5 separate regions of the Mus musculus genome follow, and all the other regions are linked to region 2. Evidence: chromatin loops called from intact Hi-C (ENCODE). Cell type or tissue: heart. All regions are shown on one strand. Links, peaks and the distances in the headings refer to the core of each region. The heading gives the core; the rest is flanking DNA. Region 1 has its middle 6.6 kb from the start of Mb. Region 2 overlaps Rbfox2 (RNA binding protein, fox-1 homolog (C. elegans) 2). Region 3 overlaps Rbfox2 (RNA binding protein, fox-1 homolog (C. elegans) 2). Region 4 holds the start of 1700109K24Rik (RIKEN cDNA 1700109K24 gene). Region 5 overlaps Rbfox2 (RNA binding protein, fox-1 homolog (C. elegans) 2).

Region 1 (6,302 bases), core at 1,430-5,429, 190 kb after region 2:
CACACATACACATAAACCCTAATACACATAAACCACATGTACACACAACACACATGCACACAAGCATATACACACCACACATGTACAAGCACATACACACAACATACATATATACACCACACATACACATAGAAGCACATATACACATACACACACAAGCACCCTCCACATACATGCATATACACATAACACAACACACACAAGCAAATTCACACAACACACACATATTCAACACACATACACACAAGCACCCCCACATACATGATGCACACACTCATGCACAGATGCACACAAACACAAACACATACACATCACACACACATACACACACATGCACACACAGAACCCAATGGATCTCTTTCCCATAGCACTTCTAAATGAAAGAGAAGTTAATAGAAATTAATACCATCTTCTTTTTTTTTTTTTTTTTTTTTTTTTTTTGGTTTTTCGAGACAGGGTTTCTCTGTGTAGCCTTGGCTGCCCTGGACTCACTCTGTAGACCAGGCTGGTCTCGAACTCAGAAATCTGCCTGCCTCTGCCTCCCAAGTGCTGGGATTAAAGGCGTGTGCCACCACTGCCCGGCTTTAATACCATCTTCTGGGACTCTATTATTTGAAGTTTGGTGTCACCTGCAACCAAGCCCAGTCCCTCCCCACAACCCTGGGTGCTTTAGTTTTTGTGCTGGGGATAGTGGGTGAGTCAAAACTTTTCAAAAAAATATCTGAAATAACAGGGCTTATTGGGACTCTTTAGGTGTTATCCAGAAATATAACCCTGGGACAGGTCCCCATAGGTCACAGCAGCAGAGAGGACGGTGTCTGCTGAGCCCAGAGCTAAGGGTATTTTTATAGGGGAATTGGGGGGCAGGGGCTGTGTTGGTGACAGTGGACCTGTGGTACCTTTAGGGAGATAGAACAAACAGAGGAAAGTTGTGGGTGAGGGGTGGTCCATCAGTCTGTGCTTGCTTCTGATCTGCCTAGACTCTGTCTGGAAAGCTCAGACATAAATAGGACAAGCTCTCTGGTGGTCAGCTGTCGGGATCTAAGGCAGGGTCACAGAGCCCAGTCAGGCTTGTAAGATGATCCTTTCTGGTTTTGTCTGCTTAATTCTCTTGTTCTTCTCCCTTGCACCCGCCAAGCCCACATAGCTAAATGTAGCACATTCCAGAATTTTCTTTCTAACACATCCTTTCCTCTTTCTGCTCATAAAAACCTCCAACTGGGCCAGCAAAATGGCTCAGTGGGTAAAGGCATTTGCGTCCTGGAACCCACACAACGGTGGAAGGAGAGAACTAAGTTCACAAAGGTTTTCTGTGTGGAGGTCAGGACATACATGACCCCCCTATAGGATACACACACCACATACATGCGTATGCAATATATATATATATATATATATATATATATATATATTACATACATGATGCACATGTTATATATGTGTTGATGGAACAGGTCAGTCTCATGACTTCTCAGTACTTATATCACAGTGTGCTATAGAGTACCTACTACATACCAGGCCCTTCGAGTTTACATCCACTCCCTGCTTTAGCACTTGTGATGGGGTGCTGCAGATAAGCATGACTGTTATACAAACATTAGACCATGCGTTCCAAACCCTAGCACTTAGGGAAAGTTAGGCATGGCCGTGTGTGCTTGGGACCCCAGTGCCGGTCATGGGAACTGGGCTACAGAGACAGGCTGAGAGTGGGCGCTTGCTGGCCAGCCTAGCCCAACTGGAAAGCACCGGGCTCCAGGCTCAGTGAAAGACCTCAGCTGAAGGGATAAAGTGGAGAGTGATAGAGCAGGTCACCCTTTGGATGTCCTCCTCTGGGTGTCACATGCACGCTTGCAGACAGGCACATACACTCACACAGACACACAGATAGGCACACACAGACACAAGACATACACACGCAAACATGCCCACACAGACATCTATACAGGTACACACAGACATACACACATATATACACACACAGATACATACACACATAGACACGTAGACACATGCATACACAAAGACATGAACACACAGGCACACAGACATACACACAAAGACACATAGACACACTCAGGAACATACACATAGACACACACACACACATACACATGCATGCTCATACAGACATGCACAAAGAAACACACAAACACATACATGCACACATATACATAAATACACACAAACACACAGACACAAGACAAATATATACACAAGACATATACTACACATAGATACACATGCATACACATGCATATACATATATACACATAAACACAAACACACACATAGTCACACAGACACATACACATAGACACATGCATAAACACACATATACACAGACACACATAGACACATGCACACACACACTATTCAGGATGACACTTGAGAAAGAATGCCTTTTAAAGTTCTCATTTTACAAATAGAGAAGTTCTCATTTATAAATGGAAGAAACGAGGTAACCACTCTTTCTTTGAGTCAGAAATGGTTTAGGATGGCACCAGAGGCAGCTGTGTGGCTCGCCAGCCTCACGCCCCAGCTGAGCTGCCTGCACAGCCATTCACACACTGCTAAAGCGACCTCCTTCCACCACATTAGAAAATCCAGGAGACATAGGCCTCTCCTCAGCCACCGGAGGCCTATCCAACACAGTCAATTCTGCACCCTCAAGTCCTCCCACACAGGGCTCACCCTCCTTAGTACCCATGTACTGTGCTCCCTCTTACTCTCATTTCAGCCAACTATCCCCTCTGCCCACAGGCCAATCCCCAAGCCAGACACAGCCTGACAGTCCTTCCACAACCTCTGCCTCACAAGGATGACTTTGCCACCCTGGGAGCCAGAGTGTGGATGACTCGTCTTTTAACAATGTGGAAAGCATCACCTGTCTTCAGGGCCAGAAGCAGTGACCACAGACAGACACACTCAGTTTGTGAGTGGTGGAAGGAGTGCCGTAGGTAGCAGCATTTCTTCCATATGCCACTAGATGGCAGCAGGTTCCCCAGCTGACAGTCACTGGGAAAGCAACCATTTCATTCAGGACCCTGAGACCCTGGATGGAATCCAAACACCGAAATAAGCTTTCAGAACGCTCAGGTCTGGTACTTATTAGTGCTGCCAGGAAGAGGAGGAGGGGAGGGGAGGAACTGAGATCAGACATCTCTGAGCCACAGAGCACAGATGTGGACACCGACTCCTTGCTTGGGCTCTGATCCGGACTTGCTGGCTGACTTTGAACAAGGTCCCTAAATTTCTGTGTCTCTGTTTCTTCATGTGTAAAAGCGGGGACTATATAAAAATGCTTGCCCCAGAGGAAGGGCTCTGGGAGGAGGGAGAGGGTACACTCCGGTGTGCAGTGAGCAGGGTGTGTTTGTGGAATCTGTGTAAAGTCTCTATGAGAAAGATTCTACAGACAAACTGACTAGTTAGAGCCCCGTGGTTATGGAGAGTTGGAGTGTTGCCGATCCAAAGCCATCATCATGTTGGTCTATCCTCCATATCTTTACTTACCCGTCTCTCACCATTTAAAATCATTATCTTTCTACTGTCAAGTGAAACCATTCACTCTCAACAGCCCCAAATCTAAGAATGTTTTCAGCTAGCATTTGAAATCCAGGGTCCCCTTAACCTGCTTTACCTTCCATCCTCACCACTATATTTGTTAAGTGCCTTATTATTTTAGTTTGTTGTCTGACTATAAAAAGTTCACAGAGGACATGTATAGTGGTGGATGTTTGTAATCTCAGCATTTGGATTCACGAGGAGTTCAGAGCTTGGACTACATGAGACCCTGTGCTAGCCTGGGCTACATGAAACCCTGTCTTAAAAACAAACGACAACAAAAAAACAACAAGGAAGCATGCAAATAGTTCACATAACCATTCCACAGGAAATGTGTATACGTAGAGTAGTTCAGCGCTAGCCTGGGCTACAAGAGGCCCTGTATTTAAAACAAAACAAAGCAAAACAAACAAAACAAACAAACAAACAAACAAACAAAACAAAGAAGGGAATATTCCACAGGGAATAGTGTCATAAATACAAGTGTGTATGTAGGGTAGTTCAGAGCTAGCCTGAGACCTTAGCTTTAAAACAAAACAGAACAAAACAAACAAAACAAGGAAACACACAAACAGTCCCCATAACCATTTCACAGGGAATAGTGTCATATGTACATGTGTGTGTATATATGTACATGTGTGTATATAGTGTCATATGTACATGTGTGTGTATACACACATGCATGTATAATATAAGCCCCTGCTTCCAGCACTGCTCTCTCATGCTTGCCTCAGAGGAAATGGTCTCTTGCTTCTGGAGCAAGACCTGTGCTTTGCACCCATGAGTCTCTAATCCTGGTTCCAAGGCTCTTGCAGAGTGAAAATGGGGCTCTACTGGTCTAGACTAGCTACACCCCAAAACAGAGAGGTAAGAAGGCAGAGCCTCTACTGGAGCCTGGAAGGTGGAGGAGGGGCTATCCTCAGAAAGCAGAGGGATGGGCAGCCCCTGGGATGAGGGACTGTGCGGGTGGGGGGGAGACTGGCTCATCCAGGTGACACATGGAAGGGGGGCCATAGAGAGGGAGAGGGAAGGAGGCCAGTACCCTGGGCCACCTGCTGACGGGGACAAGCAGATCCTGTGTGCCTGCCAGTCTTTCCAACAAGCCCCTAAGGGCCTTTGGGGAAGGAGCAGCCTGTGTGTGGACCGTATTTTTAGCTCCCTGTGCATCTGCTGGCGTCTGTGAGGCACCTCCCTTATTCTCAGCCTTGGTCACTGACTCAGGCTCCTGAGGGTATCTAGGGAAAAGGTTGGCTTGGTTAGTATGACAACAACCCTAAGAAGGGTCGCGCCCAGCCATGGGTGGTGAGTTTGTGAGAGATCCAAAGAAAACTTGGGGGTCCCCCCACCCCATCAGGGCCTCCCAGGCTCTGCCAACAACAGGTTGGCTGTGCATATGTCCTGGCCCGAGACAGCCAGAGGTGGGACTTAGCCAGAGATGCATCCCAGCTGGAGGTGGGAGAAACCAGGCAGAGGCCATGCTCAGATCAAGGAGGGAAGAAGGAGGGGGCCCAGGCTTTAGGAACCAAGAGCTCCCTGCCACCACTGGGTCCTAAGTTCCAGAAGAGTCCAAAGGAGTCATCTCTTGACCTTGCAAGAGAGATCTGTTGGCTGCCACAAGGCTGTCAAGCTCCCAAGTTACTAGATAAGTCTAGGGCCTTGAGGGAGGCGAGGTGCAGAGCTGTCCGGGTACAGAGCTGCCCAGTGGGCGCTGGCAGACTAAGCTCCTGGCTTGCTTTGTCCAGAATGGTGTTCAGAATCCTCAGAAGGTGCAGTCTGGACCTCCAACCCCTGCTTGTGTGAGACCCAACAGGCCTTCTGTACCCCAGCAGCAAGCAGAGTCCTTGCTTGCAAAGAGGGGGTGCTATGCAGGTGACATCTGGGTCAATGGAAAGAATTTGTGCAGCTCTGGGTAACGGTCACTGACCCTAGATGCATCCAAGCAGATATCAGGGGGTGGTCTGTAGAGGATGTTCAGAGGAAAATTGGATGAGGCCTCTTTAGCATCTAGACAACATGTCCCTGTTGTTCTAGAAGTCTCCATCCCTAGATGTCTACAATCCTGGAATCTAGAAGCCAAGGTTCTAGAGACGTAAACAAGAAGGCTCTGGTACATGAGAACTTTTATCCAAGGATCTTGAGACTTCTTTTTTTAAAAAAGATTTATTTATTTATACAAATACACTGTAGCTGTCTTCAGACACACCAGAAGAGGTCATCAGATCCTGTTACAGATGGTTGTGAGCCACGGTGTGGTTGCTGGGAATTGAACTCAGGACCTCTAAAAGAGCAGTCAATGCTCTTAACCACTGAGCCATCTCTCCAGCCCCTGGATCTTGAGACTATTGAGGTGGGTTTTACAAGTCTCACACTTGGGGATGCAAAGCACTCTGGGATAGGCAGAGAGTCAAGCTACCTTGGGAATTTAGCCCGTTACGTGGGTGTCTAGCAAACTCATATGTGTACATGTGTGACAAGAGTGTGGAAACCAGGCTGTGGGGAATTTTGCACACCAGGCTTCCTCATGGTGGGTCTGCAGCCTCCTAGCCTGGCCAGGATGCAGCTGTCACAGGGAGACTAATAGGCACCAAACAGGGGCTGGCTCCAGGTCTCCATAGCAACCCAGAGACAGGGTAAGTATACACAATTGCCCCTGCCACCCTGACAGCTTACATGGTAAAGCTTTTAAAAAGCCCATCTACCTTCAAGCCACAGACTTTCCCAGCCAAGATGGCACATGGGGC
Region 2 (6,302 bases), core at 1,074-5,073:
AAGTATGATTTGGTGAGTCTTACAGTTTATTGCCACACAGAGAATTTCTTTGGAGGCTTAAAGGGCAGCAAACGAAAGTGGATGAAATGCTACAGACTATACTCAGTAGACAGGTATGTTAACCTCACAGTCAGGGGATGAGAACAGAAGCCTAGATAAAGTTCTTGGGAGATGGCAGCTTGCTTGCCACTATGTCAGAGATCTTTGCAGCCCAGGAGTCCCAGATGTTAGAGGATTGTACTGTGTGGTCAGGCAAAGCTTTATAGCTTCAAGGTAACATGGTATTCCTTGTGGCAGCTCTTGGAGGCCAGAGAGAGAGTGTAGCCCTGCAATGGCCTAAATGCTCTGTTAATGAAACTCTTGAGTTTGCATTATTAAATTCTAGTAGTTAAGATTAGTAACTTATATGTGGATATTGTTTAAAAGTTTTTGGTACCATTGCTAAAGGGTGGGATCTAAATGTCATGCTCTAGAAGGGAGGGGAATGGAAGCCATGTAAGTGTCCGAAGTAATTTTATAGCTCACAGCATAACATGAGTTACAGGGACAGAATTTGTACAGGTAGGTAAGTGATGAGCAGTTCTGGTGGAAATACGGGGGAGCTAGGGCCTGCCTCTTGGTTTCTTTCACTTGGGAGGCCCTGAAGCTGAACAGTTGAACAGTTTGAAAACCACTGGAGAATGATTGTAGGGCGTGGTGTCAGATCGAAATTCCAGTTTGGGCCTGGTATTTTACCTCTCTGAGGTTTTGTTCCTTATTGTACAAAGGAATGCTGAAAAATATTAACTGCAAGCGCACTAGGAACTTCCACAGTGCCTCTGGAGACAGGACGGGTCAGGCATGCTCAGTATGCTGAGGTGCTGGGCAAGCGACTGCAGAGGTAGAGGCCTCACATGGATAGTGAACTTCCTATGAAAATGAAGGCCCCCAAAACAACATCTCAGTGGCTGTTTATGTCAAGTATTAGGCTAGGTAAGTGGGCTCTGTGGGCCATCCACTCTGTTAATTCTGAGGGAAGGAGACAGAAACAGAAAATTCAGCTCTGATAACATTTCATTGGTGGGCCGAGAAATTAAAATTTTTAATAAAAGTTTCACCTGCTTTATACACACACACATGTATGTATGTATGTATGTATGTATGTATGTATGTATGTATGTATGTATGTGAGTATGCTATCACTGTCTTCAGACACACTAGAAAAGAGCATTGGGTCCCATTACAGATGGTTGTGAGCCACCATGTGGGTGATGGGAATTATCTCAGGACCTCTAGAAGAGCAGTCAGTGCTCTTAACCACTGAGCCATCTCCTCAGCCCCATTTCACAGCTTTTGATTTTTGTTTTCATATCTTAAAAAGAATACAAGACTGGGGTAGGGGAGCTGGCTCAGCTGACAAAATACTTGGTGCACAAGCCCAGGGACCCTAGTTTGATCTCCCACAGACATGGAAAAGCTGGACAGGGTAGACTTTCTTCGGTCTCACCGCCAGGGAGCAGAGACAGGGAGATCTCTGGGCTTTGCTGGACAGCCCGCCTAACTTAATTGGCAAACCCTAGGTCCCAGTGAGACACTGTCTTAAAAAGCAAGGTAGCCCTTGGGTCTCTATACATATAGATATTCATATGTACACAAGAACACCTGGGAAAGGGGAAGGGAGGGAAGAGGAAGGAGAGAGAGACAAAGACAGAGCGATGACAAGCTGATATGGCCCATAGACCATAGCTAACTGACCCCTAATTTAGATATTTCTTTTTAAAAACCCATGCAGCTTAGCTTTTGGGCCTGTGAGAAATAATTAAACAGATTGCTATCAGTGAAAGATCATTGTTAAGAAAAGCTTAGTCATGATGTTAGAAAAAGTCAGCCCCACCACTGTGAGATAGCTACACGTTTGCTAGTTCTTCTTATCCCCATTTATAGAGGCGGTTAAGATGTGGTTGTCTTATCAAAGACATCAGGCTGCATGAAAGAAGTGTTCTGCTTAGGTCTTGAATTCCAGCACTCGGGAAAGCAGAGGCAGGTGTGTGTGTGTGTGTGTGTGTGTGTGTGTGTGAGTTCTCCGAGTTCTAGCCAGACAGAGCCATATAGTGAGACCCTCTCTAACAAAAGGGGGATGTTCTAAATAACAAAAAGACCTTGAATCTTGGGTTTGTTGCTGATTCTCATGGCTCATATTTGTCATTTGACATTGGGGCCCATTAGTTTTCTCAAATGAAGAACTGGAGAAGGTAGACATGAAGACAATTTGTAGCTCTTGCTTTTAGCTAGAATAGTGCTGGTACAGTTCTCTCCAATAGAGGTGCTCAAGATAACTAGCAACATTTCACATTATACTGGGCCCTTTAGGAGAACAGTTTTTCTCCTGTGTCACGTTTGAAGTTTGCCTTAGCACTCACAAAGCCATCCCACCACATGCTGGTCAGTTAATGTATGTGGAGACAAGATAAGGCTGGGCCATACATATGGAAAGGGCCTAAGAAAGCTGCCAGGAGAACTCTGCTGCTCACTGTGGGCTGAAGAAAATTTCTTAACTGGAAACCCTTTTGCAATCTGAGTCATCTACTGTGGACTCTTAAATCTCCTGGGTAGGAGGAGGAAAGGGAGGAGCAAAGGTGAGATGGCTCTGTGAGTTCTGTCAGCAGAGGGCACCCAGAGCAAAGCATGTAGCCAGTGGCCTGTAGTGAACTTATTACTGGGGCACAGAGCTGCTTGCCCTGGACAAGTTGCATTTTCTTTGATCTGCCTTAACATTCTCAGATGTTTTTTACCCACATTAGAATTTGGCTTTGTTTCTTGCCCACTTTAGTAGAAACCCAGTTCTTAGAGTGTCCTGAGGTGTTTTATCCTACACTGTAGATCTGTTATTTAGATCTGTTATAGACATTATTTCATATCCAGTAAGGAAGTAGCCCTGAAATAACAGTGATCTAAAAAGGCCCTTATAGTCTGTGTGTCAAATGGTCTTTGGTGGGTGGCTTTTGGGCCAGCAGTTTCAGCACCACCTGGGAGCTTATGGTCTTCCTGCCTCCCAGGCTTACTGAACCAGAAATTAAGAGGATGTGGTCCAGCAACCCATTCCAGCATGCTCTCCAGGGCATTCTGGTTCACACTCACCGAGGGACAGCCATTGTTGGAGAAGGGATAGCAGAACACAGGCTGATCTTTATTGGAGGGCACTGCCAAGTACTCAGCCAGGAGTTTCCCCTTCACTTTCCAGTCACAGATTCCAAGCCTAGAAACATGTACTCATTTGTCAGTTGTGTATGGTAGGTGGTGGGAGAACTCTGAGCCCTGTCCTTGTGATTCACAGCCATGTGCTAGTTGCTGAGTCATTGAATTAATAGTTTAAAGTCTTTAAAAGCAGTACACATCCATCAAAGAAAATATATAGTACATAATAGATCAAAAGATAAAATAAAACTTCCCCTAGCATGTTCAATGTTTCTATTCATTGTTCTGGTCTTGTTTGTATGCAGCTGCTCTGTGTATATGCACATTTAAAAAAAATTTTCCCTGAATGTCAGTTGTATTGAAATAGACTTCCAGCTCAAGTCTACTCTACCGGAAATTTCTTTTCATGTTATTAACTACAGATTTTATTTAATAGCTTCCTAGTATTCTGTGAGAGTATCAAGTTCCCCTGTAATTCTATGTCAATCTTAAGTTTTCATGATACACTTAGGAAGATTATTAGTGCTTCACTGGGCAATAGTAATTCAGGGTGACTTAGAAGTGTCATAATTAAGATGATAAATACAGATGGTGGTAGAGGAGGGAATGGAAAGTTGGAGAGGCAGTTCTTTTAGCATGTTTGAGGTCAAAAGTGACTTGGAAAATAGGAAAATAAATTGAAGAGCATACCAGTAGTACCCAGTATCCCCCTGGACCTGAGCAAACTGGGTTGGGTCATCTAGGATGTGGTTATGAGCAGCTTGGTCCAGTAAATTGCTTTTATCACCGGCTTTTCGACACGGAGGCCAACCTGCTGGTTAGGTGACATAAAAACTGGGTGCACAGTTTCTATAATTGATTTTATTATCGAGTACTTTCGGGTGATAGACACCATAGTAATTATTCACATAGACTTTGTTGTTTGTTTAACTTTTGTTATAGCTACATATATTAACTGTGTTAGGTGGCGTTTCCAATTTACAGAAGTGGGAGCTGAAAGGGAGTGTTAAAAAGACTCAATCTTGGCTCTTGGCCCTCAAGAGTTGAAGCACCCATATATTCATTTGCTCTTAGGTGGCGGGACAGTGCATATCTTGCCCTCTCTCAAGGCAGTGTCTGTCTCTGTGTGACTTCACTCCCTGCTGCACAAAGGAACAATTAGATGTGTGGGGCAGGACACTAAAGTGATGACAGAGCATGGGCTGACTGACTGTGAGACCAAATCAAGTTGATGTGAGTCCCACCGTTGTAGGAGTCGGAGGTGGAATTCTGACCCCGATCCTGCGAGGAACAGAGGCTGGGGCTAGAGAAGCGATAGACAGGAGCTGGCAGGCACTGGAAACTGGACGGCTGGCTGAAAAATTCATGTCTCCTCAACTTACCTTCCTGAAGAAAGATGTAATTTCTTAGCACATTAAAAACACCAGCTCTGAGATAGAACTTGTATGCTATACAGCTGAATCATCTAGCATATAGAAGTCTACTGACTTTGTTTACATTCATAGAGTTGCTCAGCCATCCCAGCATCAGATTTAATTTAGAACAATCTCATCACTTCATCTGAAGCTGCTTAGTCATCCCTTCCTAATTCCTGTATTCCACCCATGCCTCAAGTTGTGCTCAGCCACTAGGTCTACTTTTCCCAACAAGTTTTCCTTTGCGTGTTGATAGTATGTGGCCCTTTGAGTCTGGTTTCCTTGCATTGCAGATTCACATATCCTTCCATGCAGGGGGAGGGTCGACCAGCGCTCCTTTTCCTTGTGTTGTTGTTGCCCAGTCCTGTTCCTCTGCATGGCTGTGATGTAAAATCTGTGTTATTCTGGAAAGCATGGTTTTTATGCTAGGAAGAGAAGGGTAAATGAAGTGGGACAGTAAGCAAGCATTTGCTAATTCTTAGGTAATGGGAGCTGCTGAGTAAAGTAGACACACTAGGCCTGCTTGAGTGTCTATCCTGACAGCAGAAGAAGTAGGATGCTGGCAAGGGCCCCTCTGGGGATCATTTGTGGCAGGGCTGCAGTGTTTCTGACCTGACACGTGTGGCTTTCAGGGAATGCATTGTGTAAATCTTGTGTGTTGGCCAGCACATCATCCCTGCAGCACTTTGTGTGGAACTGGAGAGGCCTTTGCTGATCTAATCTGAAGACATTTCCCTTGGTTCCTGCAACTCTAGTCCCTTGAGCATCTTTTTGAAAGAGTTGCCAGTTTGCTGAGAGCAGGCAATTGTGAGGTTGCTTATGACCATAGGATTTGCCCAGTGCAGATAGCCCCTTCGTTTAGGCCCTAATCCATCGTTCAGATGTAGCAGTCATCATTTCTATGTGGGGTGTGAAGGCTAGCTCAGGCTCTTGTAAGCCCCTCTGAGCTGAGGTGTTGGGAAGTGTTCCTTTATAAGCCAACAAGTGCCCATCCCAGGTGTCGGGTGATTTTACATTATCCTATTGTTTTCTGCTAGTTGATTTTCTTTTATACTCCAGAGCTGTGTCTTGACTGGACCTGAACTATCAGTCTGCTCTAGGGAATGAGCTATAGTTACTTGTCTTGATGCCCTGGCTCTTCACTGGCATGTTTTCTAACAGCCCAAGGTAAGAATAGCAGCAGCATCTTTAGCTCACTGAAGGTCAGAGCTGGGTTTAGTCATGTCATTCTGGTTCTATAGTTGGGGAAACCAAGTCATAGAGTGTTTTTGAACTTACCCCAGGCCACAGTTTGCCTATACTCTAGCTGGTAAAGAGTTGGGCCTGTGATACAGGGAGGGCCCTTATTAGCAGTTTGCACTTTCTCCAGAACAGTTTCCTGACAGACATGTACTGTCACGACCAAGGCTTGGCCTGGCCCTGCTCCACTCCAGCACTGCCAGCCTTGAGGTGTGAGTGGGTGTGAGTGTGTCAGGTTAGAGTTGTGATGATGAAAAGCTCAAGAGACGACAAAGGCAACGGCGCTGGGTTGTACGCTCAGGAGCCAGATTGACTGACCTCCTCCTGCTCCGTGAGTGTTTTATCTGTGATGACATGATTGTAGTTCTTTGAGAGTTTATTTCTATTGGATAAAAACATGTGCTGCTGCCCTTGTCTAGCAAGCAGCCATCTTACAATGCTTGCCTAAAAAATGTTGGTTATGTTGTCAGCTCC
Region 3 (6,302 bases), core at 888-4,887, 140 kb after region 2:
GGCAGTGAAACCTGGCTTCAGATTTGTTTCCAAAGGACTTCTTTCTCCCCCAAATCTGAGATGTATCCGAAAGGCAAGGGTCCCACAGAGGCTCCAAAATGAAGGCATTAGGAAATGGGAATGTCAGCTGGCTCCCTGGTCAGTTCACCTGAGGGATTGCTGCTAAAGGGAGTAGTTCAGAGACATGAGCTTTGGTTTTGTCAGGGTCTGTTTTAGGGTTATTTTATTGGGGTTTGGTTCTTCTGTTGTTGTTGTCGTTGTTGTTGTTGTTGTTGTTGTTGTTGCCTCTGCCTCTACACATTTTTGACTGATAAATGATTCATGTCCCTGAATTAAAGTGGCTGACCTTTGACTGCATCAAGCATCCTTTTGTAAGCAGGGAGGGCCTTAACCTGCAATTGACACATACCATCTTGCCCTCAGATCCTATCTCCCATGATACCTGAGGAAACAACATGGAAGCCAGAGACCTCAGTGTAGTCACTAGTTCTGGGGCAACATGTGGAATAGGAGACAAGACTGCCTGCCTGCTGGCCACTTATGGATTCCCTTCCCCCAAGCCAAAGTTTGGTTTGTTGTTGCTATTAGGACAGTTTTCATTGTATGTACATAAATATTTTAGTAAGGGGAAGGGATGGGCTGGGGCCTTTTGGAGTTCTAGAGAATGGGGGCAGAGGGGTTTTTCTTTCTCTTGTTTCTTTTTGAGAAAATTTACTGGCTAAAGGAACAGACATTTTGGGTCTTTGTTTAATAAGGGCCATTCTCACAGAAAGGCAAGCCCTTCACCTAGTGGAGACGAGGCCAGTCTCTCAACAGTTGTATCCACAGATGGTAGGAAGGGAGAGAGAGTTGAAGAAGGCTTCTTCTTTCCTAGACAGGAAAGGGTGGCCACGCAGGGTGAAGAGGACAGTCCCATGGCCCATGCTGCAGGGCCTGAGGGGCCTTCATGCACTTCAGTTCAGCTGGTTCTGGCTGAGGCCTCCAAGGCCAGTCTGTTTGCCAGTGCATCTCTGCTGCGTGGACAAGGACACTCTCCGATGCCACTTCCTCAGGCCCTTTTCCAAGGAAGACTAGATGGAGTTGGCTTTTTATGCAAAGGTCGTTGGATTTCAGGGTGAGCACTGAGAGCTGGCTCCCCCAAGTGTCTGGATTTCACTATGTTGGCCTCATGGTTGATCCTCAAGGCCACTGTGCTGGCTTGTTGGACTGATTTAGGAAGCAGGCTAGAGGAGACGGGCATTTTATGACTCTGTTAGAGGATTCTGGGTGATGATTTCAAAAAGATGGCTGACGCTGAATCGCAGTGTGAGAAGGGTGTTTGCAGTTTTGCAGGCCTCTGTGGCCTGGGCTTTCTATGCTGCGAATATTACTAGAAGCTGGATTCCTTTAAGGAGACTTGTAGTGAAAATGTTTGTCTGGATGTTCCTCTTTCAGCCCGGAGAGCTGCCTTAGGTCTTTTCTAGAATTTCTGTGTTACTTAGTTCAACCTCAGCCCAGAAGCACCATGCTCCTTGTCATTTTAAGGCTCTCAGGTTTCCAGGAACCTCCACCACCGCCACCCTGCAGCAGCCGCTGTCTGAACTGAGCCGTGTTTCCTTCCCTTGGAAACTGCCTGGCGCTTGGCTCTTAGTTTAAGGAGAGCTTGTGGCTTTTCCTCAAGCATGGACTCCTCGGGGCTGAACTGTTTGGTTTAGGCTGTGCTTTCTTTGAGGCACAGCGGGCAGGTCCGCGACCACCTCCGTCCTGTACCTAGTCATGTAGCTTCCAGACACTGAGATGAGAAGGATGTGAGCCTATGCAAGAAGAGCATAGTGCGCCCCTCCCTGCGCCAGGCGAACAAGGCCAATCAAGGGCAGTCTGGAACTCGGGTGTGCCAGGAAGGGGGGGAGGGGGCGGGAAGCTGCCTGGCCAACCTTCCCCTCTGGCCCAGCCAGTTCTCCACTACTCAAACCTCTAGCATGGCAATGTTTGCAAAATTGCAGACTTTTCTCCCAGATATTAGGAGGAAAGGGACTTTGGGGGGTGGGGAAGGGGTCTTGGTGTTTAAAGCATAAGTTACCTGTTTGCACTGTTTTCAAATAGGAAACAATAGTGGGCACGGTGAACATCTAATGTAAACGTGTGTTTTCTTTTGTCATGCTCTTGAGAATGTCTGATCATTTGTAGTATACACCAGTGACACTTGATTCTCTGTTTCATAAAACACTATATTTTTGGAAATGTTGCTGTCCGGAAGCCTCTTCCCACCCATCCCCTCTCCTGTGTACCTCCTTTCTCCTTGCTTCCTCATCAGCCAGGCAGTTGCCATCCCTGGGCTAGAGCGGGAAACAGGGCCCCATCCCAAGCAGGCTCTGGGTGTCCTAAGCCAGCATGTGCCCTCTAGATTACTGAGTGCAGGACAGTCCCTTGGCAACTTTCCTTTCGAAAGGCTCACCAACTACCACAGATTGCCAAACTCTTCAGCGAGGCAATAGAAGTGAGTCAGGGGGCGCGGGTCCCTGAAGTATTGTGGTTGGCTGTGGAAGCCATGTTCTTATGCAAGTTACCGAAACTGTAGCCAGTTACAGTGTACTCAGGAAAAAACGGTAGATGAGTTCAGCCATGGCGGTGCTGGCTGGCAGGGATTGGTAACTGAGAACTGCCCATCAGCCAAAACTCACCCTTGCCTTTGCAGAGACCTCCCACCTCGGGGGCAGCCCTCTGTACTTGCCAGCGCTGGGTGGGGCTGCTTTCACCCTGGCAGGCAAAAAGGGAACAGCGATGCTCTTTCCTTCCCTCCCTCTTCCGGTTACCAATGCCAGATTCCCAGGGGCACGCGAGTTTTTGAGTTTTTCAGAAAATGCTTTTGGTTTGTCTTTTCCGGGGACTGACGCGCTTTAGTCGCTGTCTGTCCCCATCAGGACTCCTAGCTTAGGTGGTTTCTTGTATTTTCTGTTAACAGTATTTCTTGTGTGCGTGCTTGTTGGGCAGCCCGTTTGGCTGCGTTATATAGCGAGTGATGAGCTGATCCTTTCCCCTAAGAGACATGACTTCCCTCCGTCAGCATTCAGCCTGTGAATAGCTAGAGCCACCCTGGGGCGGACACGTGCAAGTTAGAGCTGCAGAGTGAACTGAGGCTCTCAGGTTTTGAGTCTCTCTCTTTTCAAGGCTCAAAAGTACCACAGAACCTCGCTCTTCTCCACACCCCTGTGGCAGGGAGTGGCCTGCCTGGCACATGTGGCTTCCCCATGCAGGACAGGCACCACTGGGACATGGGGGGCACATGCGGATGCTTGTCCAGCTGACCACCCCGCTGTGTCTCCTTCCCTCCCACCATCCTCTCCCAGAATCACCTCCTAGGGCACCCGAGCTGCTTGCCCAGGGTCCTGTTTCCCTGCTAACTCCAGAGAAGCACCCAGGGCGTTGTGACAGTCTCTAACTCCCTCCCTCCCTCCCTCCCTCTTCCTCCTTAAGAATCATATTGTATAGTAGCTTTCAGACCATACAGTATTCATTGGGTTACTCCTATTATCAAGTAGCTGGAATTGTGAAGGTTGAGTAGTTAGATCTTTAGCTTTTATTCATTATTTTTTGTATTACTCTCCATGTGTATAAATTATTGATCATGTTGCTGGCTTTTATAAACTCTTAGCAAAGGAGGGGCCCTGCCTCAGCCTTTGCAAATGGTAATGAAGCACTGTTTTTAAATAAAAGAGAGAAACACCACCCCTGGCGTTTTGGCTCCTTCTTTCTTGCCTGAACTCCAGGCTCTAACCTGGAAAGAGGAAGAGAACCCATAGCACTTCTTCCTGAAAGGCTTCTGGGTGGCCAGGAGCTAGGAGTGAGGTGGCTCCTCCAGCTGCTCTGCTGGCAGCAGGCTGCCATCCGTCTGAGGTGAGCTTCACCCTCCAGCTGCAGCGCCACTTTCAGGGCCCCTGGCACCATTTGCCAGCTCCACTGAACCGCTGAACACTCCTGAGGTAAGTGCCTGCTTCCCTGGCTTCTGCTGCCTGTCTCCTGATCCCCATCACCGTGGGGAATGCCTCTGCTGTTAGACTGGCCGTCAACCACCACTCCCTGGTCGTTTCTCTGCCGATATCCCAGATACCTAAAGTTTCCCCGATCACTGCCTTTCTAAGTCACAGGAAGCATGGAGATCCTCCCAGACTCCCAAGTGGATTTCTGCTGCCAGATATGTAACCTTGGCGTCTTCCTTCTCCTTACCTGCCCTAATGGTCTTCAGCTCTCAGGTGAGGTACCCCACACCCCACCCCATCCCCGTGCTCTGCACCTAACCTTCCCATTTCATCAGCTAAGGGTTTCCTGTCCCCTCTCTTCCCTTTTCCTGACCAAGGCTTTCGATCTTAAATTTTTTAATTTTTTTCTCCCACTAAAATCCCAAGCTCTCTTCTCCATGGCAACCTAGACAAAGCTGCTACCCTCTGCCTCTGCTTGCCCTTCACTCTCCTGCCACCCAGTCTTCCGGATGAGGAATCAGCCATGATGTGAGCGCAGCAGGTCAGTCCCAGGTGCTGTCCCGCACAGTGACCTCTGGCCTCTCGGCTGCCTCTGTGGGCCCCAGAACTGGCAGATTCCCCAAACACACAGCAGCAACACATGCCTGGAGAGCTGCGGCTCACTGGAGTGTCCCCTGTGCTGATTCTCTTACCACCCACACTGCCACTGCCACTAAAGGCCTTTGACTCTGACCCGGGCTGTGTTTGTACATCCGTGACACAGTGACAGGATAGTGTGTTCATTTCCGAGGAGACAGAAACTGAGCCTGGCCATGTCTTCTCACTGAGCGCTGAAATTGAGTCATGGATCTTGTCCTAAGCCACGTGGGAAATGGCAGAGGCCAATCAGGCAGCCCAGATCCTGTCTGCCTGGTGTATTTCTGGCCCTAAGTACATCTCAAAATGTCACTAAATCCAACAACAGTCTGTACCATAAACTGAGTAGCTGCCAGTGGAAGCTTGTTTCTCACCATTAGGGACACATCCAGTCACCAGAAGCTCTGTGTGGTAAAAAGGTGATACAGGTGGCTTTCGGGGGCTTGATAACTGGATGTGAGGGTTTCAGCATCAAAGATGGGGGGCCATTCCTGCCACAGCAGTTCCCTGGGGCTGTGAACTGAGCAGTGAGTGGTGACTGTGGTAACTAAAGCGCTTGGGAAAAGAAGGCTAATGGTAAGAAGGCCAAAGGAGTCTGCTGACCAAAACATGGTATACTAGAAAGTGGCATACACCTGTATTCCGGCCAGGAGGGATGGTGAATACCACTAATCACAGCTATCAGGAGGCAGAAGCGGGTGGATCTCTGAGTTCAAGGCCAGCCTAGTCTACATAGTGAGACTTTGTTAAAGAAATAAAATATTTTGCTCAATCACCCATACCATTCTCTTCCTGATCAGTTTTCACTGAGCCTAACAGCACCGCCCATAAACCCTTCATCCTCCTCTCCTCTACCCTGCATCTCCCATGGGGACAGCATCGCCAGACAGGTCTGAGCTCTGAGTTGCTATTCTCTCCTGCCTCTGGGCCTGGCTCTGCCCTGCCCAGCCAGCTGAGCTCATTCTTATCTTCGGTTCTTAACCAAGCTCAGCTCTAGCTTGGTCATGATCTAAGCATCCTTCTGGGAAGACCTAACCACCCATCTGCACAGTCCCTTCCCAGCACTGTCCTTTGACCCTCCCTGGTTCCCTTCCATGGCACCCATCACTCTGAAGGTGCGTGACATCTGTCTATCTCAGTTATGAGAAAAGGGTGGCCACAGGCTTCTGCTGGCTTTCCTGGCTTCCTCAGTCAGGCTGCTTTCTTCTAAAAGAGCAACCATGTATCCAGCTCCTTGAAGATCCATTTACCAGTCTACCAGCAAAACTAGCTCAACTCTCCATCCCCCTTCCCTGCACTTCCATTGAGCTTCCACTCAGTGTCAGCACTCAGGTATGCAGATGACTCACGAGGCTGTGACAGCAGTTAGTGAGCTAGTCATTAATAAGAAAGTCAAAAAGCAAGTGGGCGTGTCCCCAGATGGAGAGCTGGCCCAGTGGCTAAGAGTACTAGCTGTTCTTCCAGATGACCCAAATTCGGTTTCTAGCACCCACATGGGACAACTCACAACCACTTCTAATTCTAGCTCCAGGGGAATCTAACACCCTCTTCTGGCTTCCTGTATGTACACCCACATAAATTTTTTAAAAGTCTTTAAAGTGCATCACTGTGGTTTGGTCACTGTGGGTGCCCAGTTTTTTGTTTGTTTTGTTTTCTAAGATTTATATATGTGAGCACACTGTCACTATCCTCAGACACACCAGAAGAGGG
Region 4 (6,302 bases), core at 2,151-6,150, 130 kb after region 2:
CATGTGTGGATTTGAGCCAGGCTTAGCCGTGCCAGACTTAAGCAGCTGAGTTCCAGAAGCCGTCTGTGTGTGCCCTCCTACACTCTGGTGTGCTGTGGCCATGCTAATCCCCATTTTTTGTTTTATTTCAAATCACACACAGATAGAATCTGCAAACTGCTTCAGATCAAACAGGTCTGATTGTGTGTAAATACATATGTCCTTTTTAATTTTTATTAATGGTTGCTTCAGTTTTGCATCAGTGCATGGTTAAAAGCAATACACATCAGCTATTCATGACTTCATATCTCCAAATGAATTATTTCTCCTCTTTTTTTGTTTGTTTGTTTGTGCAGTCAGCTGAAGAAATGTTAACATCTCACTCTAAATCTCTCAGTGGAGTCTCTGTTCCCTTCTCTGATATAACAGATGGGTTACTGCTTGTTATAATTATTAACATTGTGGTATGGGCCAGGGCTCGGGTGGGCAAGATTTACTCCTCCTTTGGGCTGGGGAGGGACCAGTTGTTAGGGTATGGAATGTTAACTCAAGTGGTGACTGACTGTTTCCGTAATACCAGGTCGTTGTGGCTGCACGCTCTAGTAATTGAGGCTGTGTACTTCACCGAGCTTGTGGTAGAGCCTAGGGCAAACCGCTGTCCCAAGAGAATGCTGGGATAGATAGAGTTAGCCAGTGCCAGTCTGGACGTGGTGGTTTTGCTGTTGTTTTAGCTCCGGATGTCGGCATGCTCAGTTTTAATGTGATTAATATTAATGTGGCGCCACCCCCACCCCACCCCCACGCCTGAGCCCTCTTCTCCTTACTCCCACCTTGTTCTTTTTGAAAATTTTAAGAAACAGTAATGAAAATCTTGGTGTTTCAAACTGCACTTTGCTCTCATGTTCTGTATATAAGTGCCTTCAAATTTACTCGTTAAAGTCAAATCGGGGAATGGGAAAATCTTAGCCTGGAATCTTTGTACACTGTAAAACCTAGAATGCAGTTAAGTCAATTGTTTGTTGTAAATTTTGTCCTGAGTTTTATGTAAGGGTCTGTGGAATACCTAATGTCAGCAAAAGCAGAAAGCCTCTGGAGTAAGATGTATGTGAGAAGGATCACTTCCTGGTGCACAGTGCACTTCCCATAAGACGGGGGTGAAGTGCTGGGTTGCCTTGATAAAGTGTTACCCATACCGCCCACAAGTAGCCCTCCTTTAAATGACTTCTGTTAAAAGACGTCTGATGATCAAAAGCATTAATGTTGTTCTCCTTGTTGCCAGTATTCTCCCAAGCTCATCGGTGTCAATAAAATATTTCAGACCCCAAAGTCAGTGCCTGCTCGTGAAAGCAAATTACTGCAATGAAGAAGGCCCACTTCTTCCCTGATAGGAAGGACCTAAGCCACTGAGGGAACCATTGCTGTCAGTTGCCTTGCTTAGGAGCCCATCCTCCCTGTTAGCAGCCACGACTCAGAGCTGCAATTGGAGACAGCATGCAGTAGCCGCCAAGCTCCCCCGGGTCAGCCCTGAATCTAAACCATCAGAAAGAACCTGCTTCAGTCTGTAAATGCTATACCTAGCTAAGCATAGACCAAGATGTAGTTGCTTTCACTATCTTAAAGTTCTAAAATTGTGAAGATTATCTTGGTGTTTGAAGGAATGCTGAAGAGAAAGCATAGTATCAAAGTACCTTTATTACAAAGACAGCTCACTAAAGATTCAGCTTCCATTCTGAAAAATGGAACCATATCTACATAGACTGAACAGCTGAGCCTTCATGATCCAGGTAAAGACTGAGCTATAACCATGAGCTTTTTGTTCTCTAACCAATGTTTTCATCACCCTGTGTCCTCTGTGAAGGCTTAAGGACTGAGGTCAAAAAGACTGGAGCTAGCCCTGTGGAGCCAGTTGTGAGGGATTTCGGGGGGGGGGGGGGTAGTCCAGCCTGCTCTTGTAGTAGATATGGCTGAAAGTCACAAGGATGCTTCCTGCCACACTCCACTTTGGCCATGTCATTACAGGGTCTGATAATGGTAACTCAGACTGTCCCTGCACCTGTAGAAAGGGTGACAGCAAAGGAGTGCTGCGTAGCAGCTAAGAGCCAGTGCGCTTTAAATGTGTATCTGAAGCTGCTGACCCTGAATTCTTACAGCGTAGACTGGGAGAGCCATATGAGGTGAGAAAACTTACAAGCTCATAAAATAATTTTCCACAATGAAAGGTATCAGGAATCAGGGAAGCCACACAGAACTGCTAGGTATGGAAAGGCAAGGGTCCCATTAGAAGATACTTCTTAGCCAGGCATGGTAGCACCTGTAATCCCAGCACTCAGGAGGAAGAGGCAGGTATTCTGTAAGTTCAAAGCCAGCCTGTTCTACATTGCAAGTTCCTAGACAGCCTAGGGTAGCTCTGTCTCTAGGCAAATCTGTGTGCACGAACATGCACACACACACAAACACACACATCTCTTCAACCCTAAAAAATGGCCCAAAAACTGGAAATGTAGAATATCTCTTGCAAAGTTAGCAAAAAAAAAAAAAAAAATGAGCATTCAAAGGGGGGAAAGAATGGGATACTTGAGCTGACATGGGATGTGGGCCTTCTACAGGAATAAACACTGTTTTATGTGTGATTCATGACTGAACCACCTGAGTCAATTGGACCAACTGAACAGATATTTTTGACAGCCAAAGGATGGCAATAAAAATGTGTAACAGGCCATGTGGTAGTGGCACATACCTTTAATCCCAGCACTCAGGAGGCAGAGGCATGTGGATCTCTTGAGTTCAAGGGCAACCTGATCTACAGAGCAAGTTCCAGGACAGCCAGGGCTACGAAGAGAAACCCTGTCTTGGGTTTTTGGAGTTTTTTCTTTGCTTGTTTGGTTGGTTTTGTTTTTAAGTATCTCTGAATCAGATAAAGTAGGTAGGTTATAGAAGGATACAATGATACCAGTTGTATCACCCTGCCTCACTGTCCTTGAGTGCTTCCAGAAGGAACATCTCTGTTCATACACACATCAATTGCCTTTGTTTAGTTCATCAAAATGCAGGTGGAGTAGTAGGCTGTGATGGCTCTGAGTTCCTCAGGACTTCTCAAGAAGGTATATGATCCACTGGGAAAAAAAGCTCCCAAAGGTTGCTGTGGGAAAAGGAAGCAGCTGAGGCATGTATGACCTCATCAGAGCTAGTCAAACACTCATAAGCCATTTGCAATCTGATTTCCCCAAGTCTGGAATGTGGGCTAGAGTTGAGGTTTTCCTGGAGAGAAATAGGGTTAAGCGGTTAGCTTTTAAGGCCACAATCTCTGTCCTAGCCACTCTAACTAGCAGATTTATTGATTCACAGGCAGTTCTCTGATGTCTGGTCTGCTTGGCTCTTCCTTCTCAGTATTGCTCTTGACAGACATGCTCTGCCAGATGGATCTAAGCTCTGGGTTAGATCTTCCTGTGACCTGCTGCATTCTTAGTGACAAGCTAATCCCAGTACAGAGAGTCTGACATTGACACTGATAGGGATAGTAAATTTTAATTCTTTCAACTGTTACATGAATGTTGACTCAATTCTCCTAACATTTCATGAATATTTTCCATGTCAAGAGTTCCAAAAAAACACTGCGAAGTAAGATCCAAAATTATATCTGTATTTCTTAAAATTACTAGGTAGTACCTGTATACTTTATTTTTCTTACTGTCACAAATTGGAAAGCAAATTTCTACATTGGCTAAAGCTTGATTTCCTACCATAGGAGGAACATGCAAACTGGTGCAGTTTGAAACATCTCTTTCCATGTGTGTCTGTGTTTGTGTCTGTCCTTGTGTCTACACGTGTGTGTCTGTCTGGGGGGAGGGGTGTCTGTCTCGGGGAGAGGTAGCTGTAAAGTCAGTTCTCTTCTCTCCTGTAGGGTGGATATGCAGCCTACAGATATGCACAGCCTGCTACTGCAACCGCAGCCACAGCTGCTGCAGCCGCTGCAGCCGCTTACAGCGACGGGTATGTACAGAGCCAGAGCAAGCAGGCCCTGAGCACCATGCTATCTGCAGCATTCCTCTCGCCCTTCACTATTTCCAGAATTGCCCTGAGTCCTTGGGCTCCTGCCAGCCTGGCTCTTTCTGGAGTCTGTCCTTCATGGCTTCTGCCACACAGCACCCAGGCCTAGCCTCTTCCTGTACTTGCTCTCTTGTTCTGTCTCTTCTTTGGCTGTGAATACAGTTGGTCTTCTTTCCCATTTGACCCCTTCTTTGCCATTTTATAGTAGTCAGGATTTCCCAGTTACTGCACTCAGGAACAGAGATAGGAAAACTTCTTCCATCTGCCATTTTCCCTATTAATAGTCCTGGTCTGCAGCACAGGGCCTTCAGTCTCGGTCTCAACTGCTTCTGTCTGACCCCCATGCTTCTCCTTTCCAGTTACGGCAGGGTGTACACAGCTGACCCCTACCATGCCCTCGCCCCTGCCGCCAGCTATGGAGTTGGCGCTGTGGTAAGTTTATATACCTTTTTTCTTAAGCCATGTTACTCCTCTACATGCAAATTTTGAAAGATCTGGGAAAGTAATGCGTTGTAATTTCACCCATTGCCAAAGTGTGGAAGCCATGTGAGACCCTGGGAATTATGTCACTTGCTTTACCTGTATATCTGGAAAGGCAGTAGGAAGGAGGGCTTGATGGTGACAATTTTCCCAAGTAATGGCATCATTTAGGAGAGAACAAAGGGAATGGGTTCCTTTAACAGGTGCATCCAGTAGCAAGCATAGTGTTCTTGATAGTACCAAAGGCTTAGGAGTGGTAAGGTGTCCAGCTCTCCCAGCAAGCTCTCGGTGTGCTCAGTTTGCAATTGCTGATGCCTGACAATGTGCCTGCTGCCTTCCTGCCTTCTGGTATATAGCACTGGGACTCCAGTGTTGTGAACACTGCAGAGGCAGTTTCTAGTAGTAGTTGTAGGGAAGTATGGAAGAAGTATATAGAGCAAGTCTAGAATAATCCATAGAACTGATGTTCTCACTTTGCCTTCTTGGATTTGGCTTAGATGCCTTTACTACTTACTGATTGGTATTCATAGTTGCAAGGGCAGGCCACTCCATAGTGAGGCTAAATGAAAAATCCCAGACCCAGGAGAAGAGACCTGGGAAATAAGATACCAGAGAAAGTCAGTTGACCAAGGTAAGGAAACAAGCAGAGTAGCAAGCACACACATACCTCCAACGAAGCCACAGTGTCGGGACATTATCTTCGTTGAACACATGTAGACCTGTTCTCCTTGTTAGCTTCCAACAGTACAGTGTAGCAGCCATTTGCAGAGCACTAAGCCTTCTGTGAGTCTTTCCTGGTGCTGTATAGATGAGTCATGCAGGAGGACAGGTCTAGTTATATGCAAACAGTAAACCTTTCTAACAAGAGACCAGAGTTGTTGCAGTTTGGGCATCCATGGGCATTTCTTGAATCAGTACCCCATGGATACAGAGAAACAACTGTATTTTATAGATTATAGAGGAGATCTGTTTCATTGGTTGAAAAATTATCTTGGGTTTAAATGTGGCATCATCCTGAACACAGGATGTGACCACCTCTACCAAGAAGTAGTCAAAGGTAGCACACTCTGACAGTCATATGTTTGAAGGGAGGTCAGCAATCCAGTTTCAGCCAGGACTGTAGCAGCATTACAAAGACAGATAGGCATATAGAAACCATATCAGGTCCACTCTCTGTGCCTAGTCATATAATTGTGAAGTCAGCCATTGTGATGTCTCCACTGTCTGGTTGCCAGGAGAGAGAGTTGTCCTCTCTGGACATCTTGCTTCATTTCCTATGCTTTTCTCACTCTTTCAATATTCTTATGTCTCTACTTACTGCAGGCGAGTTTGTACCGAGGTGGCTACAGCCGATTTGCCCCCTACTGAAGTGACGTGAGACCCCTGCAAATGGGACAGCCCCCAGTTCATGAGGCCTGGCTATTGCAATATTTACTAGTAGAGGACTCTATAGCAAGATGAAGAGGAAAACAAACAAAAAAGAGAGAATACTTTTTTATACCTCACTATGTTCTTTGAATATGTATTTTTTCCTTTAAATTTCTGCCTTTAATTCTTTTGTTCCAAAGATTGTGCTTTTTTTGTTTTGTTTTGTTTTTTTTGAATTTTTGTTTTTGTTTGGAGGGGGGTTGGTTTTTTGGGGGTTTTTTGTTTTGTTTTTTGTTTGGGAATTTTTTTGTTGTTTTTATTTTTGCTTTTTTTAAAACTGTGGTTAAAAAAAAAAAAAGATAGTGCATTTCCACGTCTGTATGTCCACACTTAGCTTATTCTGTTGGTCACAGAGGAGACAGTCGAGG
Region 5 (6,302 bases), core at 1,359-5,358, 110 kb after region 2:
GACACAAGAGCCATTGCCTTGGCTTTTGATTGCACATGAAGAGAAATTATTACTTCCAAACATGGTCAAAAGATTCTCTTTGAAGAATGCTAAGTGGGCCTATATGATTGTCAGTAAAACTGATAGATAATGATGGCATGAAATGTTTTCTACTGTACTTAAAACTGAATTAATAATGTGTATGTCCAGAAGGCTTCATTTATTTTTCTTGTTACCACTTTATGGGTTTTAGTTGTTTTTTTCTTTCTTTCATTTATTTTTTAATTTCTGTGTTCTGGCCATACCCAGGAGATCCATCTGCTTTTGATTTCTCCCTTTAAAGTTACATGGTAAATTTTCTTTCTCATTCTTCTGAGATGGAAAAATTCAAAATTTATACAAAATTAAAATATATATATATATATATTACACTGTTTATCCTATTGCTTGTTACTTATTGTTACTTATTACACCCTGAGGCCAGACCAAAAAGGTGACAGTTACTCGGCTCCTTTGTGTTATGATAAATGGGTGGCAAGGCAGGTAGGAACACACTATTCTTCTGATGGAAGTTGGACCACAGCCGTGCACCTAACATGATGCTCTGTTTAAGTACAGCTAAAACAGTTGGGAAGCTGCTGGTGCAACCCTAGCAGTTTCATTAACATTGACAGGACTGAGAACCCTAAAACAAGTCTGTATGGACCTGTGCTGTGCGCTGTGGCACCACTGGTTAGAGACATGAAGGAGTCTAAGTTGAGATTTGCACTATACACACACACTTGACACTACAGAGGCTTAGCACAGAGAGAACACCGGCCCTCTTGCATGGGTGGGGTGTTCCTATTGCTGTCATATTGAGATGATAAACGTGTTATACACTAGGTTGAATGTGTTGTTAATCTCCTTCTGTTATTTTAATGTGACTGTCAAGACTTAAAGTCTACGAGGCACTGGTTCTGTTGGGCAGTGTTAGTGTAAGCAAATGTTACATCTTTTCTTAATGAAAAACAAGTTTACTTTTTGTTATCTATTTTTATTAATGGGGGTTAAATAAAAACCATTGCCTTACACACTTGAACTAAGAATTTAATAGTAAATTGGGTGTGGTGGTACACACCTTTAATCCCAACACTCTGGAAGGCAGAGGCAGGTACAGCTCTGAGGACAGCCTTGTTTACATAGAGAGTTAGTTCTAGGACAGCAGGACTACGTAGGTGGTAATCTTGTCTCAAAAACAAACAAACAAAGTAAAATTTTCTGAGTAATACTTTTATTACAAATTACATGGTATATTTATTATACTAGTGACTAGTGCAGGTTCAGCTCAATATTTCAAAATTAACTTTATGGTCATTTTTAACTGCTCAGGTAAAATGTGTTGAATTTAGACATGGCTTTTTTTTTCCCCCTTAAGACTAAAGATTCAAATTGAGATTACTCTCAGTTCATTTTTGAAGGATAGGGTACATTAAAGCCTGATTTTCTGGAGCAGATTTTCCTGTGGGTGACCCTTATGCCCAGAAAAGCTGTGGCTGTAATCCCTGCCTCGCCCTTCTGGGCCTCCGGAGGATGCCCGCTGCTACAGCCCCCTCTGTTTTCAGGGCCAGTGTGAGCAACCTGGCCTTTAGAAGCTGCTGGTACTGGATTCTGGGGTCCCGCATGCTTGTGTTCCTTTACTTTATAAATACTGTGAGGGCCTGGACTGCCACGCTCGTCTCCCTACCTTGAAATCACTTCATCTAATCGTATCTACAAAATCCCTTTTGCCTTGCAAGATAACATAGTCTGCAGCTTCAGGGATTAAGATGTGAGGAATTTGGGGGTGGTGAACATTACTCTGCCTACACGGGGTCTGATTTTCTTCAAAAAAAATGAAATCTTACCTCTGTTTCCTATTAGAGAGTCCCAACCATCACACAGGCCCTCTTCCTCCTTGCACCAGGGAAGACTTGTTGGAAACACTGGTTTGTTTTGATGTCTGTGGTATCTTGATTAGCACTTCCTTTAGCATCTGATCATCTTAGAATATAAAACACTTTAATACAGACAGTCGAAAACGCAGGTTTTCCCTCAACTAGTCACTATTGGGAAATCTAACATAGATACTAAACATTAAACTTTGTCATTTGCAGATCAAGAATTGTCAGTGCCTATGATACCATGTCTGTTCTTTTGACATAGTCACTGTGTTGCTGGTGTCTCCTTCACACATCCCGGAAGAGAAGATATCAGAGCCATTTCTCAGTTGGATTTGGAAAGCAAGTGAGGACTTGCAGAATAATGTCACTTAGTAAATAGAGGCCACACACAGACTGGCAAAGTTTGAGTTTTGATTTCCTTACCAGTCACTGAATGTCAGAGGGCATTTCCCTCTCGTTTGAAATCATCTCTTTCCCTTTAGAATGAATCTACTCCATCTGTCCTTGCTGCACTGTCCCCATGGTTGTACTAGGGTGTGTGTACAGTTTGGGTGTCGGTAAACAGCACATATAGGCCGTCACAGTGTAAGAACCAAGTGTGCATTTTCACATAAACTTTAGAGTCAGTTTACAATTTAGTGGCTTAACCAAAGACGTAAGAGTTGTGACTCTGAGAAGCAGTTGGGATGTAGTTTATAATTCTTCTTAGGTTGACATAGAAGCTCGGATGTAGAGCAGGAGAGGTGGGGCGGCAAGTTACATACAGGTGCGTGTTACTTTTGCACGGGGCCCTAAGTTTGGTTCCTCGAACTCAAGTCAAACAACTCACACCCTCCTGTAAGTCCAGCTCCAGAGGGACCTGCTGTCTCTGGCCGTCTCAGGCACCCTCCCAAGCTCCTCCCTCACCTCCTGGCCTTCTTAAACCAGCTTGCCTTGCCTGCCAGGTGATAGACTCTTGGGTAGAATTGGCTCCTTGTCCTCAGAGTCTGTTTATCTTCTGAGAAAAGAGACTGGCATCCTTCATAATTTGCCTTTAGTACCTCGGGGTTGTCAAAGTGGCTACAACATGTTAGTATTAAATTTGTTTCTGAAAATACTTTCCTATTACTATTTTCAACCAGTATATACATTCTGTAGGAGAGTGCTAAAAAGTTACCCTAGTATTCCACCACAGTGAAGATTCATTTGTCCTCTGTCAACAGAGCCTGCCCTCCTGTGGTATTTATAGTGGTACTCAGGCTCGGGCAGAGATAAGCTATTGGAATCTTTCAGACACCACCTACCCAACACGACCAGTTAGCCTGCTGAGGATCAGCACATCCTTGCTTTTATAAAGATCTGTTGGGGGGGTTGTCGGTGTTGTTGTTTGGTTTGGTTTGGTTTTTTGTTTTTGTTTTGTTGTTGTTGGTTTGGTTTGGTTTAATTTTTGCTTGATTGAGACAGGGTGTCTCTGGATAGTCCTGGCTCTCCTGGACCTCGCTCTGTAATCAGACTGGCCTCAACTCAGAGATCTGCCTGTTTCTATCTCCCTAGTGCTGAGATTAAAGGAGCACACCACCATTCCTGGCTCTGTAAAATCTGATTAGGATGGGGTTTTATATGTGGAGGCATACCTGTGCTGTTAGGCTTCAGTGACTCCTCGGAGGATCCTGAGAGTTCCCCTTGGCAGGTGTAAAATGCTAGAAAAGTGACATAAAGTTATAGATATGGGGGATGGGCACTTGATGAGATAGTCACGCTGTCGTCCTGTGGTGGGTGAGCTGTCCCTGGGAATAGCAGAGTTGAGCAGAGGGTAGGTTAGCCCCTGGCCTTGTTGTTTGTGAGCTGTCTTTGTATCTGATACAGGACACATTATTCTAATCCTGACCCACATGGCAGCTGCCGCATTACCTCCTTCATGGCTTCTTCCCTATTGAACAGTGGATAACCACTGTTACTAACATTCTTCACTCCTGATGCCTGTTCACGTGACTATTCCTGCTTTTCCTCATGGGGAAAAAATCACTAATTTGCCTCTTACAGCAGAGATAGACATCAACAGATCTATAATATAGGTTTTTTCCAGAAATTCAGCCATACACACATTTTCCATAAAGTACCAATCTCAAAATCCTAGTTGTCCATTTCCGGTGATAGTTATGCTTGCTTGCACAGCTGTTACCCACTGAACTAGACCTCACTACTGTCTTAAGTTATCTTTCTCCCAAAAGACAGTAGTGTAAGACCCAGGTAAAACAGGGTTGAGCTAACTCCCTTACGTCTCGTTATGTAACCTTGAATGTGAGTTTTTACACAGCAGTTAGCAGAGAAGTATGGATTTCAGGGTCAGAGAGTCAGTTGAGAGAAAACAGGATCTAGAAAGATTGCTGAGTTTATAAAGTACTTCTCTTGCAAGCATGAGGACCTGGGTTTGATCCTCAGTGCTCAGTTAAAAAGAAGAAGACGACGACGATGACAACGGCGACAACATCTAGAGAGAGATGGCTTGTTGGAGCAGTCAGTAAAGACATTGCAACTATCTCTGCCCTGCCCTCCACCTGCACCAGTGCATACATGTGCACATAATAATAATAATAATAATAGCTTTATGGTTTGGTTTGATTTTGTATGTTCAGATTTTTGGTTGAATAGTTTGACCTGAGTAACTTCCTACCTTAGTCTTGGTCTGGCCTCACATACATTATATTTTATTTTATTGTTATTACAGTTAATTAAGTTACTGTTATTATTACAGTGCTTTATCCTTTTATTGGGTTTAAATTTCCCTTTATGAAATATGCATGGATCAAAAATGTGCCTTTGGAAGAAATTGCTGGTGTTAGTTGTGCTGGCGTCACTTCATACTGTGATGTTTTCTGTTTACCAAGAGATGAGTATTTCAATATAACGATGTGCATGTTTTCCCTTCTCCCGCTGCATGCAGGGATTCGGGTTCGTAACTTTCGAGAATAGTGCTGATGCAGACAGGGCCAGGGAGAAATTGCACGGCACCGTGGTAGAGGGCCGTAAAATCGAGGTGCATGTCTTCAATAATTCAATTTCTCGTTTATGGTTTTCTTTCTCTTTGTGTACTGCCTCACTTCACCTTTGGACCCTGTCCTGTCCATGTGTGCACACCTGTTCATGTTTGCATTCCTATCTCTGTGTGTGCACTCCTGTCTGTGTGCACTCCTGTCTGTGTCTGTCTTCACCTTCTTGCACTACACTGTAAAAGTAACAATTCTGTCAGCTTCTCCCCTGCTCTTGGTTGTTCGAGGGTTAATTTGGAGGGCGGGGATGTGTGCTTACCTGTTTTTCACTTTTTTCCCTCTTCCAAAATGTTCATCCTTCTGCTCTCGATTTTTTTTCCTTTGCTTCAGTTTGCAAGACTCTGAGTTCCTATAATGAGGCCTAAGCAAAACTAATTTCAAAAATGTCTAAAAACCATCTAGCTTGTAGCATTGTGTCTTGGAGGCCAGTTCCCCTCCAAGTGTGTTGGATAAGTGTGGATAGATGATTATAGTGGTTGGGGGGTCAGAATCCAAAACTCTGATCATTTTAAATTTTACTTAATACCAAGAACTTCAAGGCTTGACTCCAAAGGTGACAAATAACAGTCTCAACAGAGGGTTCAGGGGCAGCTGGTGGCACTGATGGACAGATGTTGTGATTGCAAAGTCAGCCCTGGGCTCACCAGCGTAGAGTGACTAACAAATTGAAGGTTAACTGGCTCCTCTCCCCTTTCCCAGTTTTTTAAAGTATTAAATATAAAAGCCACCATTTGAGTAAGATGTCTGCATATTTTGCTTTTTTTCCCCTTTCCGATGGTTTAGCATTTAGGGCCCTTCACTTGCCTCACTCTTTCCATGGTAACTATACACAATGCTGGCGGTGCCCGTTGGCGGTAAGTGAATTGAAAGTGCTAGAGAAGAAGCTTTTTAAAATGTAATCACAAAACAATTAAGAGAGAAAAAGTCCATCTGCCATCTCACATTAACACTACCAGATGTGGTTTGACTTGCTTCTCTCCCTTCCCGCCCCTTTTATTTCCACTGCTGTGGGTGGTGTCGCCTGGACTTTGGATGTACATCCTGTCTTGTAGCAGTCTGAGCTGTTTGGTTACTGACTTCATGGTGATTTTTTTCCCCCTTGCGCATCTTACTCAGAGTTACTGAACTCCAGTTTGGCTGGTTTTATTAATGCACTCTGCCCCCTTCCCCAGCTCCTCCCGCCCCCGCCCATGCAGCTCTTCCTGCTGACACCCTCCTCATGTTCTCTCCTATTCTCCCCTACCACTCTGTTGTTTCCCTGACTTCCCATTCCTGCCCCTTCCTTTCTTCCTCCCTGTCCCTCGCTGTCTGGAGCTGTGGGTGTCTCTTGCTGACTGGTAGTGTCTGCTTGGTTCTGGCTGGTCTTCCTTTG

Evidence for each region. A loop is a pair of places that touch in the nucleus more often than their neighbours do. Peaks named below come from ENCODE experiments on the same cell type or tissue, not always from the same donor. Only the 100,000 strongest peaks of a DNase experiment are listed, where the experiment ranks them.
Region 1: it touches region 2 in a loop (2.8-fold over the local background); 4 of 42 quality-filtered maps call a loop at or near these places.
Region 3: it touches region 2 in a loop (6-fold over the local background); 7 of 42 quality-filtered maps call a loop at or near these places.
Region 4: a loop joins it to region 2, with 2.4 times the contacts of the local background. A loop is called at or near these places in 7 of 42 quality-filtered maps.
Region 5: it touches region 2 in a loop (5-fold over the local background); 3 of 42 quality-filtered maps call a loop at or near these places.

What each region holds. Positions count from the first base shown.
Region 1 is chr15:77,026,235-77,032,536 of GRCm38, reverse strand. It overlaps a transcript of Mb not described here. Among named protein-coding and RNA genes, the nearest start is that of Mb, 6.6 kb to the right of the region's middle. In heart, for the core only: a CTCF peak has its summit at 2,985 (motif pointing right); DNase peaks (open chromatin) are centred at 3,096, 4,626 and 5,226; H3K27ac peaks cover 3,721 bases.
Region 2 is chr15:77,216,627-77,222,928 of GRCm38, reverse strand. The region is part of intron 2 of Rbfox2 (RNA binding protein, fox-1 homolog (C. elegans) 2); the gene reads left to right. Among named protein-coding and RNA genes, the nearest start is that of Rbfox2, 87 kb to the left of the region's middle. In heart, for the core only: a CTCF peak has its summit at 2,640 (motif pointing right); a DNase peak (open chromatin) is centred at 2,648; H3K27ac peaks cover 1,328 bases.
Region 3 is chr15:77,076,393-77,082,694 of GRCm38, reverse strand. Rbfox2 (RNA binding protein, fox-1 homolog (C. elegans) 2) reads left to right here. Exons shown (of 14, transcript NM_053104.6): 14 at 1-3,705. Among named protein-coding and RNA genes, the nearest start is that of 1700109K24Rik, 4.9 kb to the left of the region's middle. In heart, for the core only: a CTCF peak has its summit at 1,139; DNase peaks (open chromatin) are centred at 1,734, 2,694 and 3,034; H3K27ac peaks cover 880 bases.
Region 4 is chr15:77,083,734-77,090,035 of GRCm38, reverse strand. Rbfox2 (RNA binding protein, fox-1 homolog (C. elegans) 2) reads left to right here. Exons shown (of 14, transcript NM_053104.6): 12 at 3,881-3,969; 13 at 4,386-4,458; 14 at 5,830-6,302. The coding sequence ends at 5,874. It overlaps 1700109K24Rik (RIKEN cDNA 1700109K24 gene), which reads right to left and starts at 5,638. Exons shown (of 3, transcript NR_108037.1): 1 at 5,174-5,638. In heart, for the core only: no CTCF peak of the experiment used is centred there; a DNase peak (open chromatin) is centred at 4,045; H3K27ac peaks cover 1,187 bases.
Region 5 is chr15:77,104,192-77,110,493 of GRCm38, reverse strand. Rbfox2 (RNA binding protein, fox-1 homolog (C. elegans) 2) reads left to right here. Exons shown (of 14, transcript NM_053104.6): 6 at 4,825-4,917. Among named protein-coding and RNA genes, the nearest start is that of 1700109K24Rik, 23 kb to the right of the region's middle. In heart, for the core only: a CTCF peak has its summit at 3,114 (motif pointing left); no DNase peak of the experiment used is centred there; H3K27ac peaks cover 1,543 bases.